Regions from separate parts of the Homo sapiens genome. Here region 2 is linked to region 1. A link is a loop called in an ENCODE intact Hi-C map of the cell type or tissue named here. Cell type or tissue: HepG2. All regions are shown on one strand. Links, peaks and the distances in the headings refer to the core of each region. The heading gives the core; the rest is flanking DNA.

Region 1 (11,462 bases), core at 2,051-10,050:
TACCTCTGGTTTGCCCTGAATAGTTATGGGTTACATCTGTTTTCCCAAAACAATAATAGCTCCCCCTTTCACACACGCACAAAAATTGTCTCATTTGTATGATAAACTTGTGTGCCTCCTACACATAGCCCTGTGAATTCGATTTTGAATCACAGCATGGATGGAGATCAACAAAGTTGTATAGATATTGAAGTGTTGGCTGGGGGGGCGCTATTCATGGAGAATCCCCTCCTTAATTCTGCAAACCAGATCTAGTACATTGTGAATATTCTATAATCATTGGCTATTTTTTACAGCTAGCTTTTCAGATCTATACCTGCTTATGTACATGAAATGTAGCTCCTGTAAATTGCAGATTAGTGTATATTAATCTAAGATGCCATCAACTGTAAAATACCTGTTATTTTCTATACCACGAAGAAAGGATACTGCCAATTAAACTTTGGTATGCATTGTTGGTAAAATGCATCCTATTTGTGGAAAAAAATTAGCATTTTAAGATTAATACAATACAATACCTGTAAAGCTCTATAAGAGCTAAGTCATGTCCTTTATTTCTGCTATTGATCCTTGTTCTTTTTTCCTGATTGTTCCAGTCTGTATTGCTCTTTTAATCCAATATCATCGTCATCATCATCAGCATCATCATCATCATCATCACTTCCCTTATCTCTTTTTCTCAACTATTTCACTGCTAGGTAGCTAACTACTGTTTTTACCATCTATTCTTTCTAATCATTAGAATTTCAAAAAACTGCTTTTTCCTTTTTTTTAGTGGTGTTTTTAAAATTTATTTATTTATTTTTTAGTGTTTATTTTGAAAGCACATTCCATACACGCGTACTTTCCAACTTGCTTCTTAAATGAGTTTTTAGATATAGAGCATTTAGAGGGGCAGGAGGAACTTTGGAAAACAAAGGAACTATTTACGCTGACTGCAGAAGCCAGAGAAATGCAAGCTAGGTAAAGCACCAACAGTAAAAGTGAAACTAAAGGAGAAGCCTGATATTTTCTCAATTTGTTTCTCAAACAAAATGGTCCAGGCTGATGTCGATATAGTTATCACCAGAGAACTTTGAAGATTATCAGCCATCACTTATTTATTTAGCTTCCAGTAAATGTCTGACACTGTGCCAAAAATTTTTTAAAAGCTATCTAGGGCGGGTGCTGTGGCTCACACCTGTAATCCCAGCACTTTGGGAGGCTGAGGTGGGTGGATCACCTGAGGTCAGGAGTTCGAGACCAGCCTGGCCAACATGATGAAACCCCGTCTCTACTAAAAATACAAAAATTAGCCAAGCATGGTGGCACATGCCTGTAATCACAGCTACTCTGGAGGCTGAGGCAGGAAAATCACTTGAACCCGGGAGGCGGAGGTTGTAGTGAGCCGGGATCACGCCATTGCACTCCAGCCTGAGCAACAGAGCAAGACTCCATCTCAAAAAAAAAAAACAAAAACAAAAGCTACCTAATATAAACTAAATAAAGATTACTTTCCATTGTGGCCTAATTAATAACCCTTTCACAAGCTTTATTTCACTTACCGATTTCAGGGACAATTTTAGATAACTACCTAAAACCTATACATTCCCAAATTCCACCATATCTTCACTGTTTTTCACTGATCTTTTGGGCACTTTCTGTGCCCTTCCCAATTCTTCTGGGTGCATGGAATCATAGTGTTCAGAAGTAAAGGTGCCTATGCCCATCGTTAGGCTACTATCTCTCAGTTTCAAACCTACCCTTTTAGATTTTGCTCTGTGATGCTGGGACTTATAAGTCTCATTTCTGCTTTGCCAACTATTCCTATTAAGTTCTGACAATAGGAGGTGCTGGAGGGACACTGGACGCAGCCTGGATGAGGAAGAAAACGTGCTCCTTCTCGTTGGCTCTGTTGCTATTAGCATCACTCTAACAGTTTCTCTGCAGCAGCAGTTCTCACAAGTAGCCACATTGATTTTAGTTTGCAGTTTTTCAACATTCACAGAAAGTGTCGTCAGGCCCAAAACCAACACCAGCTGAGCAGCGTCCCCTTTTTCAGAAGCAATAAACAGACTGAAAGAAAACAAACTAATTTTACATTGATACATTGGCACAAACAGGAAGAATAAGTCTATAAAAATATAAAGAATAAACCTATAAGAATAAACCATCAGGCCTACATTTCTGGCAGAATAATTTTGCATAAGCACTTTTGGAAACATCCTCAGAATAAATTTGTCCTGTTTATATAATAGAATGAGAATACATTTAACCACAAATGCATACCGATCATGAATTTATTTTAGAATTAGCAAACAATATTGTACAAACATTGGTATTTAAATCTCTAAGCTCCTGCAACTTAGATTTAGTTAGCAAAGACTATATTCTACTCTGAGTTTGGTCTTCCACATGGACTAGACACTAGACTGGTTTTTTGAAAGGTTTCATATTGTTCGAAAATACCATAAGTAGGCCAGGCACAGTGACTCACACCTGCAATCCCAGCACTTTGGGAGGCCTAGGCAGGCCGGAATGCTTGAGCGCAGGAGTTCGAGACCAGCCTGAGCAACAAAGTAAGACCCCGTTTCTATAAATAAATAAAAAAAAATACAGAAAGTTAGCCAGGTGTAGTAGTGCATGCCTGTAGTCCCAGCTACTCAGGAGGCTGAAGTGGAAGGATCGCTTGAGCCCAGGAAGTCGAGGTTGCAGTGAGCTGAGATCACACCACTCCATTCCAGCCTGGGTGACAGAGTGGGACTCTGTCTCCAAAAAAAAAAAAAAGAAAACATCATAAGTAAAAGATTGTAAAAATGCATAAAACAATTGGCTGTAAAAAGCACTCCATTGTCATAGCCCTCCTTTTAATTTCATATGCAAGTAGTTAGTTATGCTGTAGAATTTAACTGTTACAATATAAAAAGCAACTATTTATGGAAAAAGTAGAAAAAAGGAGAAAATGGCCAGGTGCAGTGGCTCACACCTGTAATCCCAACACTTTGGGAGGCTAGGCAGGAGGATCATTTGAGCTCAGGAGTTCAAGACCAGACTGGGAATATATGTATGGCAGTGTTTCTTTAAGGTAAATGAACATAAAAATAGAGTTTCAGGAAGAGAAGAAAAACTAGGCTAGTTTGGTTCTTACTGAATTTTGAAAATGAACTACAATAGAGCTCCTTCTTCAATTCTAACAATCAAGGCCTTGGTCACCATATTGGTAATCTCTTGATTAATCCTCTTGATTCTCACTTGATTTCCATCTGGCGATTATGCCTGACAAACACTATCACGGATTTCGGATCCATCTGCCCTGTTCCTTGGCAGCCATCTTTGGGACAATTACTTGCTGCTCAAGCCTGGAGACCAGGGTTGTCCAATCTTTTGGCCTCCCTGGGCCACACTGGAAGAAGAATTGTCTTGGGCCACATATAAAATACACTAACACTAATGATAGCTGATAAGCTAAAAAAAAAAAAATCGCAAAAAAAATCTGATTATGTTTTAAGAAAGTTTACAAATTTGTGGTGGGCCACATTGAAAGCCATGGGCCACATGCGGCCCACAGGCCATGGGCTGGACAAGCTTGCTATAGACACTCGTTCTTCTCTGGGAAACAACTTGGTTGTCAGAAGATTGTGGATAGCACTGGTTGTACTATTAGCTCTGGTCACAGGTATTGCTCTTGATACCTGGTGCTAAACAATAGCTTTGCCTGGCTGCTTCTTTTTTAGTGCTCATCTGCGGACACCTGTGGTCTGGTTTGTCAGGGTTTGCATTCTGGTAATATAAAGGTAGCTTCTGGTATAATAAATATTTGCCTGGTTGACACAATTATTAGGTCCAATCTGTAAACCAATTACTCTTTGGCCAGCTTTTCATTGTCCTTAATCCAACAGTCTAATTTCTCTGCAAACTTGACTCCAATGTTAATGGTTGAACAGAATTCTTTTATTTTAGTTGGACCTAGAGTAGGGGTATGGCTCTAGGGCCAAATTTGCCCTGCTACCTGTTTTTGCACATAAAGTTTTACTGGAACACATCCATGCTCCTTTGTTTCTTTGCCATCTGTGCCTGCTTTCATGTTACAATACAGAGTTGAGGAATTGGCCCACAAAGCCTAAAATATTTACTATCTGGCCCTTTAAGAACAGGTTTGCTGACCACTGCTCTAGAGCCACCAATGTAGCCTGGACTGGGTCACGATTCCATGCTCAAAAAGACTATTTGCTGGCCGGGCGCGGTGGCTGACGCCTGTAATCCCAGCACTTTGGGAGGCTGAGGTGGGCGGATCACCTGAGGTCAGGAGTTCAAGATCAGCCTGACCAACATGGAGAAACCCCGCCTCTACTAAAAATACAAAAAATTAGTCGGGCATGGTGGTGCATGCCTGTAACTCCAGCTACTCGGGAGGCTGAGGCAGGAGAATCACTTGAACCCGGGAGGCGGAGGTTGCCGTGAGCTGAGATTGTGCCATTGCGCTCCAGCCTGGGCAACAAGAGCAAAATCTGTCTCAAAAAAAAAACAAAACAAAACTATTTGCCTTTAAAATGTCATGTGGCTTCACACCTGTGATAGAATAATGGTCCTCAAAAATGTCCACATCCTAATCCTCAAAGCCTGTGAATATGCCACCTTCCCTGGAAAAAAGGACTTTCACTGATGTGATTAAGTTAAGGGTCTTCAGATGGGGAGAGCACCGTGGATTGGCCAGGTGGGCTCAATGTAAACACAGCGTTCTTATAAAAGAGGCAGGACAGTCGGAGTGAGAGCGTGCTGCGATGACGGACGGAGTGAGACAGTTGAAGGTGCCACGCTGCTGGCTTTGAAGATGGAGGGAGTGGCCGCAAGCCAGGATATGCAGACCTTAGGAATCGGAAAAGGTAAGGAAATGAATTCTCCCCTGGAGCATCCATGAGGAACCAGCCCTGCCAACACCTTGACTTTAGCCCGGTGAGACTAATTTTGAATTCTGACCTCCAGAATGCTGAGATAAATTTGTTTTCAGCCACTAAATTTGTGGTAACTTGTTCCAGCAATAGGAAACTAATAAAAGTAAGCCCAGGTAGCTGTGATAAAACTGCCACAGTTCTTCAGCTAAAGTCAGTTTAATGACAATTCATGGATCTTCTTCATTAAATCCCACTGTAGTTTGAGTATGTAGAGGGTCATGCTGCCTTTTAAGCCCAGCTAAAAGTTGGTTGCAATACTCGTGCCTGGCATCCCTTCTATCAAATTGCAAAAATCTTATTCAGTTTGAACAGAGTTGCGGGTATTTTCTTGGTCTCAACTGAAGGCTGTAGTGAGGGCTCTTGTCAAAGTGAGTCCTGTTTTTGACGACAGCAGATTGAGAATTTCTCACCCTCAGCTTTCCTAATTCTGGACCTCTGGGGTGGTTGCTGTGAGAAATGCTTGGTGAGATGCCGAGGTGTGGTGGTTCACAGGCATTGCTGTGTGCCGTGGTCCTGCTCCGTCTAAGGACCTGTCAGGGTGGCTGCAGGGTCTCACCCACCTGACTGCTCCCCAGAAATGTTTCCAGAATGAATACATTGCCGAGACTCTAACCAGAGGCTTGCTCCCTTCCACCACCACCCCACAGCCTATCGCTGGGAAGGCACTAATTCTGCCCCTCTCTGCTTGAGGGTCATCTCTTGAGTGTTAAGGCGTAGGTATCCCTATGTAGCTTGCAAAATCTGCAACTTGTGGAAAACTCCTTTCTTGACATATGTAAAATACTAATGCTGACCTGCACCAACAATTGCAGCAAAGTTCTAGCAGAGGCTGTGGGACATAAGCCAGGGGCTCAGACAGATCGGAGTCCACTGCCCCTGCTCTGAAGCACTGGGTGATCTGCTACACATGGCAAAGGTAAAACCGTGAAGACTTCAGCAGTATCATGTACCACCAGGCGGGAGAGTTTAATGCCCCGTGAGTTATGTGGCGACCAGAGAGGGGATTTAGCATGAAGTATTTAAAGCTGGAGGTTTCTCGGTCCTCAAGCATAAGGTTCTGCAAATGAAACACAGTTCAGAGCACAACTGTTAAGGCCCGTTTGTACTCCTGACCCTGAACTAACACCCTCATCAACAGAATCCAAGCTTCACAATTAACTAAAATGGGGTGACACAAAATTCAATCCTTATTGAAACTGAGCTCCTCTGGAGCTCACATTTCATGAAAGTTTGTGGACATCATCTCACTGGATTCTCACATCTCATTGGATCTGTTCCTGAGAGGAAGAGATATCTATACACAATAATCAGAGGGGAGGCCCCATATCTATGTTTACACGATAGGTTCCCACCATCAGTCCCTGTCGTGGGACTCGTGGATGAAAGCACAACTGAAGAGCTATTTCCAGACAGAAGGGGAGAAAAATCAGGAGGTAAGCCAGCAAGCTGGATTTAAGAATTTTCTTTGACATTTCCTTCTAGAGTGTCTGAAACATCTGACACCCTCTCCTTCCTTGGTTTTTGTAAATTCTGCTTTTCTGACAGCAAAAAGTCCTACTTTAAAAAGTTGTCTAAACAGGTGCTTCTCAAACTTTAATGTGCACACAAGTCACCTGAGGATCTTGTTAAAATAGACTTTGATTCAGTAATGCTGTGGAGGTGGGCCCCTTGCAGTTCCAGCGAGCTCACAGGTGGTGGCGATGGCAATGCTGCCGGCCTAGAGACCACTTTTTTTTTTTTTTAAGAGGTGGGTTCGGGTAGGGCTGGGCACGGTGGCTCACACCTATAATCCCAGCACTTTGGGAGGCCAAGGCAGGCAGATCACCTGAGGTCAGGAGTTAGAGACCAGCCTAACCATCATGGGGAAACCCTGTCTCTACTGAAAATACAAAATTAGCCAGGCGTGGTGGCACATGCCTGTAATCCCAGCTACTCGGGAGGCTGAGACAGGAGAATTGCTTGAATCCGAGAGGCGGAGGTTGCAGTGAGCTGAGATCACACCGTTGCACTTCAGTCTGAGCACCAAGAGCCAAACTCTGTCTCAAAAAAAAAAAAAAAAAAAGTGGGTTCTTGCTGTTGCCCAGGCTGGGATGCAGTAGTGCCATCATAGCTCACTGCAGCCTCGAACTCCTGGGCTGAAGGGGATACTCCTGCCTCAGCCTCCCAAGCAGGTGGGATTAAGGGCTTGAGCCACGGTGCCTGGATCTGCAGGTCACATTTTAAGGAGGAAGAGCCTAGAAGACATCTGGTATTTAAAACAAAACTCATCTTTTTTTTTTTAATTATCAAAAATGATTTCTTTGAGATGAAGTAACTACATAGATTTTGCAGTACTATGGAATACTTACATTTAAAGTTGCAAACACAAAGACTCATCTTGTAAACTTGCTCCCGTCCCAGTTATCTCCCTTGTGCCTGTGATTCCATTATTCAGTTTCATATTTTTGATAGATGCTGATTTTTTTCCATTCTCAATCTTATGCCCGAATCAGTTGATTTCTTTTCCCCATTCATTGGCTTTTCCTGCCTTTGGTCTGTTCTCCCTCCACAGCAGCCTGTTGCTATTTAGCACTTTTTTTTTTTTTTTTTTTTGAGATGGAGTCTTACTCTGTTGCCCAGGCTGGAGTGCAATGGCGTGATCTCGGCTCACTGCAAGCTCCGCCACCACTACGCCCAAATAATTTTTTGTATTTTTAGTAGAGACGGCGTTTCACCATGTTAGCCAGGCTGGTCTCGATCTCCTGACCCCATGACCCTCCCACCTCGGCCTCCCAAAGTGCTGGGATTACAGGCATGAGCCACCATGCCTGGCTGCTATTTAGCTTTCTTAAAACAGGTCATCCCCTTAAAAACTTATGGGAGTTGATTACCTCACTCCTCAAATTGAAATTCCTTGATTTGGACCTCAAACCTCTCCAATGTATTGTTTGTGTCAGACAATGTTGTAGCATTCTTTTTTTAATGGACCCAAAAAATGTACATATTTGTGTACATGTTTTAAAATACGTATGCTGTAAAATGGCTAAATTGAGCTAATCAACATAGGCACACCCCATATGCTTTTCGTTTTTTTTGTAGTGAGAACACTTAAAAATCTCAACGATTTTTAGGCCAGGCACGGTGGCTGACACCTGTAATCCCAGCACTTTGGGAGGCCGAGGTGGATGGATCGCTTGAAGTCAGGAGTTCGAGACCAGCCTGGTCAATGTGGTGAAACCCTGTCTCTACTAAAAATACAAAAAAATTAGCCAGGCATGGTGGCACATGCCTGTAGTCCCAGCTATTCGGGATGCTGAGGCAGGAGAATGGCTTGAACCCTGAGGGCAGAGGTTGCAGTGAGCCAAGATTGCACCATTGCACTCCAGCCTGGGCCACAGAGCGAACCTACGTCTTTTTAAAAAAATAAAAAATAACAGTGATTATTCAATATAATACATTAGGTATAGTTGCCATATTGTTTGATAAGTGTCTTGAACTTACTCCTGTCTAACTGGAATTTTAAATTCTTTGACCAGCATCTACCAACCCCTACCTCACTCCCCCAGTGCATCGTAACCACCATTCTATTCTCTGCTTCTGTGAATTCATTTTTAGATTCTGCATATATATGACATCACATGTTTGTCTCTCTGTGCGTCGCTTTTTTTTTTTTTTTTCTTGAGATAGGGTCTCACTCCATCACCCAAGACTAGAGTGCAGTGGCACAATCACGGCTCCCTGCAGCCTCGGCCCCTGGGGCTTAGGTGATCCTCCCACCTCAGCTTCCCAAGCAGCTGAGACTATAGGCAAACACCAGTATGCCCAGCTAATTTTTGTGGGGTTTTTTGTTGTTGTTGGTGGTATTTGTTTGTAGAGATGGGGTTTTACCATATTGCCTAGGCTGGTCAAACTCCTAGGCTCAAGCCATCCCAAAGCGCTAGGATTATAGACATAAGCCCCCCTGCCCAGCCCTGCCTGGCTTATTTTAATTAACAAATGTCCTCCAGGTTCATCTAAGTTGTTGCAAATGATAAGACTTCTTCCTTTTTAAGTCTGAATAGTATCCCATTGTGTATATGAACCACAATGTCTTTGTCCATTCATCTGTTGAAGGACATAGGTTGATTCTGTATCTTGGCTCTTGCGAATAATGTTGCTATAAACATAGGAGCGCAGATACCTCAACACAGAGCTCATTTCCTCTGGAATCCCAGTAGTGGGATTGCTGGATCATGTGGTAGTCTTATTTTTAATTTTTTGAGGAATCTACATATTGTTTTCTATAGTGGCTGCACTCATTTACATTCTCACCGACAGAGTGTACAAGGGTTCCCTTTTCTCCACATTCTTTGAGCTATTTTGAAATATAGAATAGACTTTTGTAAATTATAGTCACCCTCCCAGTCTATCAAACCCTAGAGCTTATTTCTTCTATCAAACTGTATATTCGTACCCATGAATCAAGCTCTCACCTCCCTTTCCCCTACCCCTCCCAGCCTCTGGTAACCATTAATCTATTCTCTATCTTCATGAGATCTGCTGTCTCGGCTCCTACATATGAGTGAGAACATGCAATATTTGTCTTCCTGTACTTGCCTCGTTTCACTTAACGATTCTAGTGCCATCATGTTGCTGCAAATGAGTGCCATAATTTTTATGGCTGAATATTCTGTTGTGTATATATCTCCCCAATTTTTTTTTTTTTTTTTTGAGACAATCTTGCTCTGTTGCCCAGGCTGCAGTACAGTGGTGCTATCATGGCTCACTGCAGCCTCTGCCTCCCAGTTTCAAGCAATTCTCCTGCCTCACCCTCCCAGGGAGCTGGGACTACAAGTGTGCACCACCATGGCTGGCTAATTTTTTATTTTTAGTAGAGATGGGTTTTCACTATATTGCCCAGGCTGGTCTCGAGCTCCTGATCTCAGGTGATCCACCTGCCTCAGCTTCCCAGAGTGCTGGGATTACAGGCGTGAGCCACCACGCCCAGCCTGTACCACATTTTTTTGTATCCATTCATCCACTGATGGGCACTTAGGTTTATTCCATATTTCAGCTGTTGTGAATAGTGCTGCAATAAACATGGGAGTGCAGGTATCTCTTTGATATATTGATTTCCTTTCTATTGGATATATACCCAGTAGTGGAATTGCTAGATATATGGTAGTTCTATTTTTTGAGGAATTTCCATATAGTTTTCTATATTGGCTGTACTAATTTATGTCTCATCAACTGTGTACAAGGAATTCCCTTTCTCCACAATCTTGCCAGCATCTGTTACTTCTTGTCTTTGTGTGTGTGTGTGTGTGTGTGTGTGTGTGTGTGTGTGTGTGTGTGTGTCCTTTTTTTAAATTTTACTTTAAATTCTGGGATACATGCGTAGAACATGCAGGTTTGTTACACAGGTATACATTTGCCATGGTGGTTTGCTGCACCTATCAACTCATTATCTAGGTTTTAAGCCCCGCATGCATTAGGTATTTGTCCTAATGCTCTCCCTCCCTTTGTCCCTCACCCCCCAACAGGCCCCAGTGTGTGGTGTTCCTCTCCCTGTGCCTATGTGTTCTCATTGTTCAACTCCCACTTCTAAGTGAGAACATGTGGTATTTGGTTTTCTGTTCCTGTGTTAGTTTGCTGAGAATGATGGTTTCCAGCTTCATCCATGTCCCTGCAAAGGACATGAACTCATACTTTTTTGTGGCTACATAGCATTCCGTGGTATATATGTGCCACATTTTCTTTATCCAGTCTATCATTGATGGGCATTTGAGTTGGTTCCAAGTCTTTGCTATTGTAAATAGTGCTGCAATAAACATACGTGTGCATGTGTTTTTATAGTAGAATGATTTATAATCCTTTGCGTATATACCCAGTAATGGGATTGGTGAGTCAAATGGTATTTCCGGCTCTAGATCCTTGAGGAATTTGCCATGTTGTCTTCCACGGTGGTTGAACTAATTTACACTCCCACCAACAGTGTAAAAGCGTTCCTTTTTCGCCACAGCCTCGCCAGCATCTGTTTCCTGACTTTTTAAATAATGGCCATTCTAACTGGCATGAGATGGTATTTCATTGTGGTTTTGATTTTCATTTCTCTAATGACCAGTGGTGATCTTTTTTTCATGTTTGTTGGACGCATAAATGTCATCTTTTGAGAAGTGTCTGTTCATATCCTTCGCCTACCTTTTTACGGGGTTTTTTTTTTTCTTGTAAATTTGTTGAAGTTCCTTGTAGATTCTGGATATTAGACTTTTGTCAGATGGATAGATTGCAAAAATTTTCTCCTATTCTGTAGGTTACCTGTTAACTCTGATGATGATTTCTTTTGCTGTGCAGGAGCTCTTTCATTTAATTGGATTCCATTTGTCTATTTTGTCTTTTGTTGCCATTGCTTTTGGTGTTTTAGTCATGAAGTCTTTGCCCATGCCTATGTTCTGAATGGTATTGCCTAGGTTTTCTTCTAGGGTTTTTGTGGTTTTGGGTTTTACATTTAAGTCTTTAATCCATCTTGAGTTAATTTTTGTATAAGGTGTAAGGAAGGGGTCCAGTTTCTGT
Region 2 (11,462 bases), core at 1,316-9,315, 72 kb after region 1:
TACACATACACATACACAAAGTATTACATGCTTACTTTTACTACATAGAATGTAGTATGAAAGTTTTTTCTATTTACTTTTATTTTTCAGAACTGCTGATTGCAACCCCCAAACAGACTTCAAGACCCAGTCATGAGTGGCTACCCATTATTTACAAAAACATGGGATTGTGGCTATATAAGCTTCCTTCCAGTAATAACATAAGAGGCTCCTATTTTGTAGCCTTCCAACCCTGAACCTTTAGCCCTCTCTAGTTTTGTTTAGAGCCCTCTCTAGTTTCATAGTTTTCTCTGTAAGAGCTCTTCATTTAGATATCCTAATATTATTTACATGCAAAACAGGTAACGTGGAATTTGAAACACCAGGTCCCCTTCTCATCATAACCATGTATGTTATTAGCAAGTGCAAAACCCTAGTGCCCACACTTGGTCTAGTAATGGTAGAGTAGCTCACATTGTACTAATCTCCCTACTTATAACTACCAAAAACACTTTACAAGATTTATTTTTTTAACTTTTATTTACTTTTATTTTTCTAGAGATGTGGTCTCACTCTGTCACCCAGGCTGCAGTATAGTGGCATCATCATAGCTCACTATAGCCTCGACCTGCCAGGCTCAAGTGATCCTCCCACCTCAGCCTTCTGACAGATATTTTAAAAAATAACTATATGCAGGCACTGAAAAGCAATCAAAAGCAGGCAGAATTTGGAGGGGATATGACTCAAAACAAGGGAAGCAAACTAGGTAAGATGCACCTGTCTCCAGTCCTCCCCTCAGGGCACTCCCTAGTCTTTTAGGACGCCGGGAAATAAAGCAAAAGAAGAAAGCCCACATGGGGCAATCTTACTGGGCTGAGCAGCCAAAGGTTCCAGTCTGGGGGCTCTGAAGACATTAGCTATTAAGGGGGAAATCCTGGAAAACAGTAAGCCACAGAGAGGAGAGCCCCAAAATCTGTGCAGAAATGCCTCTCAATCCTTCAACTGTGCATGCAGGTGATGAGACTCCAAGGAACCCCGTGGAAAGCTGGAGGCCAGAAGAGCCCAGCAGATAGATCTTCACCAACTGTCTGGCTCTGGGAAGACACAGTTTGAAATTTGAGTCCCTCCAAGTTAGGAGGTTCAATAAACACTTCCAGTTTTCTGTTGAAACCTCCGAAGGGCCACACCTTAGGAATAAGGCCCACCTCTCAGAACTAGAGGTCCACACCCTAGGACTAAGAGCAAACCCCTAACAGACCTGCCCTAAAAAAACCTCAGATGGAGGCCTCAGGAGAATGACTGATCAGGCCGGTGAGAAAGGAAAGCCTGGGGGAAAACTTGGCTTCCTGCCTGGGGGAGAGGCTGGAGAGCAGCCACTGAACAGAGCTCTGTCTCAGATGGAGGAGGGGTGGCAAGGGGAAGACGGGAGAAGAGGAAGGGACAGGACATTCCACTTAGACAATCAAACTTGAAGTGTTTACGGTCTAGGGTAGATGTCCAACAGGGAGCAGGGACTATCAATCTGGAACTCAGAGACGAAACCATGGAGTGACAGGTGGGTGGCGCAACTTATAAAGGGGAAGGGAGGTGGGCAGATAAAACACAAAGAAATGGCCATTTATGAGCACCTACTATGTTCCGGATATGTGACTGTTTTATTTTTCTATCTCATTATGAGAGAGGTATTATCTTCACTTTACAAATTGAGAATCCGAAGCTCCAAGAGGTTAAGTAATTTTTGTCAAGTTAAGGCCATTTAGTAAATGGTGGAGCTGAGATTTGAACTCAGGGCAGACCAACTCTGATGCTTGTTCCTTTGTGTAATTACACAGTGTTCCCTTGTAATATTCAGGAAGGGCAATGGCGTGAGAGAGCTAACAAAGAACGTTAGAATGCTGAAAGATTTCTAGTAAAGACAGAATTTGTTATAGGTCAAGAAGGATATTAGGGGTACAAAAAGGGGTGAACTAAATATGAATATACTTTCAAAAGTTAAGTCCTCAAAGATAAAGAGAGTTGTAGAAATGGAAATGATATTGGGTGGAACCGAGCTGGTTTCAGGGAGATCAGAGGGCACATTACAACACTGCAGAGAGAAGGGTTTCACTCCTGTTAAGTCAAACAGAATAAACACACTTTGATTACAGTTGGGAGGCTTAATACAATAAGGAACTAAACATAGGAAACAAAGTTCACCAAAGGAACAGATGCGGGGGGAAGGGAAGAGGAACAATACAAAAACCAATATAAAGAATCACAGAATCAGACTTTTTTCTTTTTTAGCTGGAAGGAATTTAGAAGTTATCCAGTCCCTATCATTTCAGAGAGAAAATGCACCTAGGAAAAAATGACTAGCTGCTAAAAACCTCAGCCTCCCAACTAAAGCTGGGTTTGGTTTCATTTTTGTCTTTATAGGTGCAGGTTAAGAGCCTGTTAGGTCCAAAATGGTGCCCCAGAAATTCAAGTTAAGTCAAGCCCATGTTGGAAGACCACCAGGTAAACCACCGGCCATCCCAGGACCATAGCAGGCTTATCTTTTCAGTCTGTGGTGGCCCCTAGTACAAATCTAACCAGCCAGCCCATTCTGAAGGAGACCTAGACGAGAAACTTTCTACTTAAGGGGAGGGCATGAGATGGATTTTTCAGATCATTCACATTCTCTGACTAACCTTTATCCTCTGGTCACAGCCTGGACCCCAAAATTGGCCAGAACCAGAAAGGCCGTTTGGCATGAAGACAACATACAGCATACACACACACGAAAGGTTTAACAGAGAGTTCAGTAATTATAAAAATAACACAGTAGAAATAAAGCTCACTTATGAGAACTGAAGAAAAGATATAATGGCAAGAAAGAAAGAACCTCTACATGATAAAAGACTCCTAATATTCTCATTTCACAGACAACGTAGTTAAGGCTCAGTGAGATGAAGTGATTTGAAAGCTAGAAATAATCTTCTGGAATCCACAAGAGTGTCAGTACTCATCATTCACTTAAGATTCCTGAATGTCAAGGAGTGAACAATCTATAAAACAAATCAGGGCTACTCTGGGCACACTGCCTATGGGGTAGCCCTGCTCTGAAAGGAGCGGTAAAAAAAAAAAATTAAAATGAAGGCCTGGCAATGGTGGCTTACACTTGTAATCCCAGTACTTTGGGAAGCAGAGGTGGGTGGTTCGCTCAAGCCCAGGAGTTCAAGATCAGCCTGGGCAACATGGTGAAACCCTGCCCCTACAAAAAAATAAAAAAGTAGCCGGGCATGGTGGCATGTACCCATAGTCCCAGCTACTCAGGAGGCTAAAGTGGGAGGATCTCTTGAGCCCAGGAGTTTGAGGCTGCAGTGAGCCATGACCGTGCCACTGTTCTCCAGCCAGGGGGACAGAATGAGATCTTGTTTCAAAAAAATAAATAAATAAAAATAAAGTCAAGTCTTCTTTTCCATTAATGTCCAAAGAAGTGTAGAGACTGAGAGAAAAAAAAAAAAACATGCCAGGAAAATGAATTTTAGCTTGATGCCCTGATAATAAACTTGCTGCCTCGACAAGATGAACAAAAACATGAAAGTAAGAAAGGAAAGATACTTGAGATTAGAGACATCTGAAAAAACCAGGAAGCGTAAATAAAAGTTCCCATGAGAGCGCTATCCGAATGTTGCATATTTTTAGCACTGTATATATACTCTTGCTCTGTACAATGCCTTCCAAAGTAATTAAATCTCTAAGGTTGTTCTCACTCAAGGTGCACTTGATAAGAAGTTCAGGGCCCGGGCTCCTTAAGAACACAAGTGCTCCTAGTACCTGGTATAACTACCCTTTAAATCTATCTTTATGCTTTATCTTAAGAAGGCTGGCTGAGTTCATACCTTGGGTTTTCTTGCTGTTTTGCACGAACTCTGAGCGCCTCAGGGTGCTGGGTGCTGTGCGGCGGAGGCAACTATTCCTTCTCCAAGTCTCTGGGCCATTTAATTTTTTCTCTTCCTCTAAATGCCAGATGTTCTTCTCTAATGACGAGCTCTGAGGAATCCCCAAATGATGTCCTCCTTGTTCTCCCCTGGTACACTGAGTCTGCAGACCATCCAGAAGGATCCTGCTGCCCCCATGTGCCTTTGTTCTTGGTATGTCAGTGCCATTATACTCCAAATTCTCCATTTGATGGAGAGAATCTGTCCCTCTGGAATTACGAGATTTATATGCACAGTTTGCAAATAAAGCATCATAGCCTTTATTTTCTGTATCAAAATCACCCTGATCCATAATATGAGTCTTTGCTTTGGGATACATGTTGTCATTTTGATGAACATTCCTGTCCCCTTCATGGTATTTGATAAATTCCTTATCTTCATTGACACCATTCGAATCTGAAAAGCTCACAGGCTGACCATCAGGATAACTCCCAGGAACATGATATAAATTGCTGTGTTCTCTACAATAAAAATTAGTTGCCCAACAATCCTCAAGATTATGGTTAACATTCTCATGGTCTATATACCACAACTGAGGTTGACCTAAATTCGCTGAAGAATCATCCAAACCCCTACAGTCAGTCAACTGTTCAGCTTTTTTAGAGTCCTCAGGATTATAATTCAGATTCTTACAGTCTGAGTAGCCATTTGCCTCCCCGTATCCACCAGCTTTCGAGGTCACATCTGGGCTTCTCGTAGGTGAATTATCCTTCGTCCCAGGGCTGAGACTCTCATAATCTACATTTTCTGGACTCCTATAACCATCATGACCTCCGTGGTACACACAGCCCTTTCCACTTTCATGTGCTTCCCCACAGTCCATATAGCTTGGTTCACTCTGTTCAAAATCCCAGTATCCACAATCCCTTTTTCTGTAGGGCTGATGCTGTCCCTTGGCCCAGTACCTGGGATCCAAGTCATTTTCTCTGTAGAGTCCATCCAGCACTGTAAGGTTCCTTTTCCGTACACTCCCGTAGTCTTCATACTCCCAGCTGGAGTCCCAGTGCCTTTTCTCCTCCACTTCCCTTTCTTTTCTAGCCTTCTGGGTTTCACACATATTCTATGTGCTTAAAGACAAAGGTTTTACTATTCTTTTCCATGGGCCTGGGCTGGGCTGTGGACAGGTGCAGTCTAGCCTAAGGCTGGATTTGTCCTGCTTAAAATGTCTCCCAACCATTCCAGACACTCTTCTCGTTGCTCTAGTCGGAGCGCAGTGAGATGTGGAGTTATTTCAACCTCAGGATCCAATCAGCGAGCTACTCTATCTTTCTCCAGAGGCCAGAAGATAATGAGTAACTAGTATGCATGTGATTGGAGTTGCCAGCTTTGTTTGGTGTTTCCCTCAAGCTGGTCAAACTGGCTTGGCTGCTTTACTTGCTGAAGATAGAGGCATTCTGCTACTCCAAAGGTTTTGCAGGAAAAGTCGTGTGAAAGAGAAACAGCACCCCTTTAGAAGTCCAGGTCAGGTCATATATCAGTCTCCCCCGCCTCTTTAATCCTTTAGTAAGCCACCAGGGGTATAAACAAGTGCTTTCCTTCTCAAGCTGCACCTCCATTCCCCATCCTCCAAGTCCACCTTTCTAATCCTTGAACATCTGAAACCTTTCAGGACTTCATCCCTTAACTTAGAGTCAGGACTCTTCTGACTGCTTTGCTTTTCTGGAATTGAAGTCACCAGTTAGTGTACACTCCAATCGCAAGCTGCTGAAGCTCCCACCTGCAGACAGTTAGTCATACGACTGAAGGAAGAAAAAGTACTTCCTTTTACTTTGATCTGGTGAGTAGGTGATTTTATAGCGTAAACATTCTTCCCAGAATGGAGTTAGGTATGCTTTCACATTTTCCCAGATACTTGTCATGCCAGGGAAGCATCAAAAACATTCATTTCTTAAACCTCTTTTCTAGTTAATTCATACAACATATTTAAGAAGTCGAAAATGAGGCCAGAAATCAAAAAGGCAGGTAAATGGCTATTTAAATCAACAAATATTAGATGGTTACCTATCATAGAGGAGGCATTGTGGAACAGAAAAAGACAAACAAATTAGTCCCTGCCTCTTACAATGCAGAAGCAACACGCTTAAAGAAAGATCTAATGTGATAAGTGCTATGGAGCAAAGACAAACAGCAACAGCACCAAAGCAAAGTCCCTGGCATGGCAAGTGGAGGCTTCAGGGAAGCGGTTGGATGTGAACAGTGACTTCTAGGAGAAGCAGGATCTCTGCAGACTTCACATATGGAGCACTAAGAAATGGGGAATCATCTGAAGGATATAATACGTGGAAAATAAGAGAGGAGGCTGAAGAGATAGGTTGGGGTGGACCCCAGAGGATGTCAATGACATTTATTTTATTCAATGGAAAGCAAAGAGTCATGAGGTTTTTGAGCAGGGGAAACACATGCTAAGAGACAGGCCTTAATAAGATTACTCTTTTAGCTGTCTGGTCATTTCTTAGATATCTAGGAATGATTCCTTGAACTTTAATCCTTATTTGTGAAATAATATCCAGAACCCTGAGGAAAACTGCCTTATATGCTTTGTTAATAATTACATGTTTACTCTTGGGTAACTACTAATTCTCTCTGGAACTCAATCTACCCATCAATAAAATGAGGCAGTTGGCCACAATGACTCCTCGGATTCCCCCAGCATGTTTCTAGATCACCTGCCCCCTCAAACAAAAGGCCAATAAAAAACAAATTGACCAGTGGTATTCATCAGTCAAAGCACATGTGTTGTAAATTTGTGATGCCATGAATGTGAGCTCTCAGGAAAGAAGTTCTGACATGGCTCGTATGGAAACCTGAATAAAATACTCTACGTGGTCAGGCTGCATAAAGCACATAGTTCCCCTGGCATTTAGAGACAGCCCAAAAGGAGTCCGTGAGGAACCCAGGACTGCAGTCAGACTGCTCATATCCGATTCTAAGAAGACCTGCACTCCTTTTTACCATTTTATTCCTAATGCATTTCCTGTTCAAATAAAAAATCCAACCAGAGGAAACAAGCAGTGTGGCTGGGATTAATTGTGCATGAGTCAAAGGCTCAGGCTGACCCTAAGGGTCACCACACTTCCTATTTTTCTGTTCTCAAAATCTGGTCTTGCTCGTGCAGGAGTTCCTCATATTGGCATTTCAGAAGTCTGGGAATGACCACTAGTTATTCTGGAGATACCAATCTAATGGAAAAAGTGATCCGTTCCTAAGGAATCACCTAGGATCCCAGGGGAATAGCTTGTATGACTCTTTCTGATGAAAAACAGAGACTTACGGTTCAGTAACAGGGCTATAAAACAGGGGCATTGAGGCAGAATATGGTGACCCACACCTTTAATCTCAGCAGTTTAGGAGGCCTAGGTGGGAGGATCACTTGAGCCCAGGAGTTTGAGGCCAGCTTGGGCAACAAATGAGACCCCATCTCCACAATAACAAAAAAAAAATTAGCTGGGCACAGTGGCACACACCTGTAGTCCCAGCTACTCAGGAGGCTGAGGCAGGAGGATTGCTTGAGCCTGGGAGGTCAAGGCTACAATGAGCAGTGATTGAGCCACTGCCCTCCAGCCTGGGTAACAGACTGAGACCCTGTCTCAAAAAATAATAATAATCAAATGAATTTTAAAATAAAAGGGGTATTGAACTAAATAATCTCTAAAGTACTTTCCAGGTTCTAAGTTGTGTATGTTTTTGAAGATTCACCTTTACTGTGTAGAAATAACCAATAAAATAGCAATCCATCAGGTAATAAAGCTTATCAAAACAGTTACCCTGTTGAAAATAGACAGGAAAACAAGCTTTATTATATGGGTTCAGGGGGATCTGGCAAAAAAGGAAAATAGCATAATTCTACAGCTTTAAGAAAGCCAGTTGATTTCAAAGCCAGCAGAGTGGGAGTTATGGCACGCTTTTATTCTTCCCCTTCACCAAGAGGCCCATTGTGTCTGAACAGCAGTCAGTCACCAGTGCATTCCCTCTGTGTTCTCGATGGATGGCCTTAGGGCCAGAGGGGGAAAAATCACTTGTTGTTGTTTTTGTTTTTTTGTTTTTTTTTGAGACGGAGTCTCGCTCTATCACTCAGGCTGGAGTGCAGTGGCGCGATCTTGGCTCACTGCAAGCTCCGCCTCCCAGGTTCACACCATTCTCCTGCCTCAGCCTCCGCAGCAGCTGGGACTACAGGCGCCCGCCACCATGCCCGGCTAAAGTTTTGTAATTTTAGTAGAGACAGGGTTTCACCGTGTTAGCCAGGATGGTCTCAATCTCCTGACCTCATGATCCCCCTGCCTCGGCGTCCCAAAGTGTTGGGATTACAGGCGTGAGCCACTGCGCCCAGCCTTGTGATTTTTTAGGACCCCAACTTCTGACCAAGGGATAGGGAATCATAAGTTAAAGGAATGCAGAAATACAGGACCAAGACCCTATTTTTGGGGAACACTGAAACCAAATAATATCAAATTTGTGAAAATGTTGGGCACCTCTCTCTAAGTCTAAAATCTTAGGTGCTGTATAGTATATAAAAATACCAGTGTCAGAATTCATGATGTAGACAATAATTTCTTTTCTAGGCTATAGACAGCCAAGATGAATGTGAGCTTCTAAGGTTTTTTAGAGAAGCAAGCCTAGGTTTCAGATGGAGAGACAGTGTAACTGGAGTAAGGCTTTGGGGTTAATAATGATGCGGCTTCATAACAATAAAAACCTCCTTGTGTGGAATAGGGTCTCATATCATAGGTGAGATAATATTGGATAGTTGGAGAAGGGGAAAGTTGTGACTGGATAATCATGAATGTAAGTTTGCTTTGGGGTGAAAGCATAAGTCTTTTGGTAGCTCAGTAAACCTCTACAGAGAGTGTCCAGAGCAAATTTATTTTTTATATATTTTGGGTAATAAGAATAGGATTACTGAGGAAGAAGCCATTAGCAGTAGGCTCCTTGTGCTTCATGGTAAAAGTTTGGCCCGGGGAGGGAGATGGTAAAACTGGTACATTTGTAATCTTGATTTGTCAGGAATCATTTGGTAGACGTGAGGAAATAATGCGTGGGGACAAGATTTCAAAGGGTGAGATGGTGGGAATTGGACCAGGGTCGTAGCATAGAGCAATTAGTAGAAGGAAGAGGCCGGGCACAGTGGCTCATACCTGAAATCCCAGCACTGTGGGAGACTCAGGCGGGTGGATCACTTGAGTCCAGGAGTTCGAGACCAGCCTGGGCAACATAGTGAGACCCTGTCAAAATAAAAATTAGGTATGGTGGCGCATGCCTGTAGTCTCAGCTACTTAGGAGGCTGAGGTGGGACAATCAGTTGAGCCCGGGTGGTCAAGGCTGCAGTAAGCCATGATTGCACCACTGCACTCAGCCTTGGTGATAGGGTGAGACCCTGTCTCCACAAAAAAAAAAAAAAAAAAAAAAAAAAGAAAAGAAAAAGGGAAGAAATATTTTGAAAGAAGGAATTAGAAGAAAAAAGGAAATGAGCAGCAGAAGTCAGTTTGGAAAGCAGAATGTAATGAATTTATTTGGGAGTTGGAGTTGAAGAATCATCATCATTAGCAAATGAACATCAAGTGCTTGCCATGCAAAAGGCATCATACCAGACTCTTGAGATACCAAAGAGAAGGTGGTACCTACCATTAAGGAACTGTAACCTACTTGGGAATATAAGACAGACTTAGTTTTTTTTTTCTTATTTACTTTATTTTACTTTTTAGAGACAGGGCCTCTCTTTGTCACCCAGGTTGGAGTGCAGTGGTCCGATCATAGTTCACTGTAGCCTTGAACTGTTGGGCTCAAGCAGTCTTCCCACCTCAGCCTCACGAGTAGCTGAGACTACAGGCAATAGCCACCTTGCCTGAGTAGACTTAAATTTTTTGTTGTTGTTGTTGTTGAGATGGAGTTTTGCTCTCGTCACACAGGCTGGAGTGCAATGGTGCAACCTCAGCTCACTGCAACCTCTGCCTCCCAGGTTCAAGCCATTTTTCTGCCTCAGCCTCTCGAGTAGCTGGGGTTATAGGCATACACCCTGCCGCCCGGCTAATTTTGTATTCTTAGTAGACACAGGGTTTCACCATGTTGGCCAGGCTAGTCTTGAACTCCTGACCTGAGGTGATCCTGCGCACCTCGGCCTCCCGAAGTGCTGGGATTGCAGGCGTGAGCCACCGCACCTGGCCTAATTTTTTTTTAAATCAAGAGCATATAAAAATCAAGAGCATAAAAGATAACCCGGTTTTCCAATGTGCTTGACTATAAAATGACCCATAGGATTTTGCCAGGTGCTTTGCTACCCAGATCTTATTTTACCTAGGCCAGGTGCATTCCTTGAACACCTCTGACTTGGGTACTGAGTGAGAAGGAAATTTTAACTATAAAAGTATAGGTAAGATTAACTTTAATCTAACTGTAAGATTAAAATAATCTACAAGTGAATAGCTTATAATCAGATAATCAAGAGTTTGTTATAAAACAATTGATGATAAAATTAGAGTAATTTTTTCAAAATTAAATCATAAATCATATAGAACTGAATTTTAATTTCATTTTTCCAGAAACATATACTGTGCTCTTATCCTTTCTTTACCTCAACTTCTTCTACAATAAGACAGATGCTAACTGTTCAGCTTACATTTTGTGAGGATAACCTGAAAATTGGTTATTTTCAAAAACAAAAGTGGTGATTATTGGTACCTTCTTTTAAGATCTCATTATAATATATTTTCAGGATAGGGACAGTTCAAGAAGGCCTCTGGAGAACATGATTGAACATTCATTGCCCATACCCTTCATCTCCAACAAAGAACCCTTTACTGAAGATTTCTTTTTTCTTTTTTTTTTTTTTTTTGAGACACGGTCTCACTCTGTTGCCCAGGCCGGAGTGCAGTGGTGCCATCACAGCTCACTGCAGGCTCAAACAATCCATGTTTCTATTTTCCCTCACAACTTATTTTTGCTTTCCTCAAATACTTGATGTGCTATTACGTGCCTTTTGGATTCTTTACTGACTTACTGAATAAGCCTTTATTTATTTACTGGAGTTAGGGTCTTGCTCTGTTGCCCAGGCTGAAGTGAAGTGGTATGATCTAAGCTCACTGAAGCTTTGAACTCCTGGGCTCAAGGGAGCCTCCCACCTCAGCCTCCCTAGTAGCTGGGACTACAGGCATTTGTCACCATGCCCAGCCAAAATGAAACTCTAGATTGTCAAACCTTCTTTTATTTCTTATTCTTTGAGACAGAGTGTTACTCTGTCACCCAGGCTGGAGTGCAGTGGCATGATCTTGGCTCACTGCAACCTCTACATCTCCAGGGTTCAAGAGATTGTCCTGCCTCAGCCTCCCAAGTAGCTGAGATTACAGGTGCCCGCCACCACGCCCAGCTAATTTTTATATTTTTCAGTAGAGACGGGGTTTCACCATGTTGGCCAGGCTGGTCTTGAACTCCTGAACTCCTGACCTGATCACTCCTCAAGTGATCCGCCCACCTTGGCCTCCCAAAGTGCTGGGACTACAGGTGCACCAGACCCAAACGAACCTCTATATT

What was found. A loop is a pair of places that touch in the nucleus more often than their neighbours do. Peaks named below come from ENCODE experiments on the same cell type or tissue, not always from the same donor. Only the 100,000 strongest peaks of a DNase experiment are listed, where the experiment ranks them.
Region 2: a loop joins it to region 1, with 2.6 times the contacts of the local background. A loop is called at or near these places in 2 of 110 quality-filtered maps.

What each region holds. Positions count from the first base shown.
Region 1 is chr10:99,853,211-99,864,672 of GRCh38, forward strand. No RefSeq gene overlaps it. Among named protein-coding and RNA genes, the nearest start is that of DNMBP-AS1, 68 kb to the right of the region's middle. In HepG2, for the core only: a CTCF peak has its summit at 6,623; a DNase peak (open chromatin) is centred at 6,621; H3K4me3 peaks cover 275 bases.
Region 2 is chr10:99,925,766-99,937,227 of GRCh38, forward strand. The region is part of intron 4 of DNMBP (dynamin binding protein); the gene reads right to left. It overlaps DNMBP-AS1 (DNMBP antisense RNA 1), which reads left to right and starts at 1,440. Exons shown (of 5, transcript NR_024130.3): 1 at 1,440-1,534; 2 at 2,395-2,475. In HepG2, for the core only: no CTCF peak of the experiment used is centred there; DNase peaks (open chromatin) are centred at 2,106 and 5,206; H3K4me3 peaks cover 4,859 bases.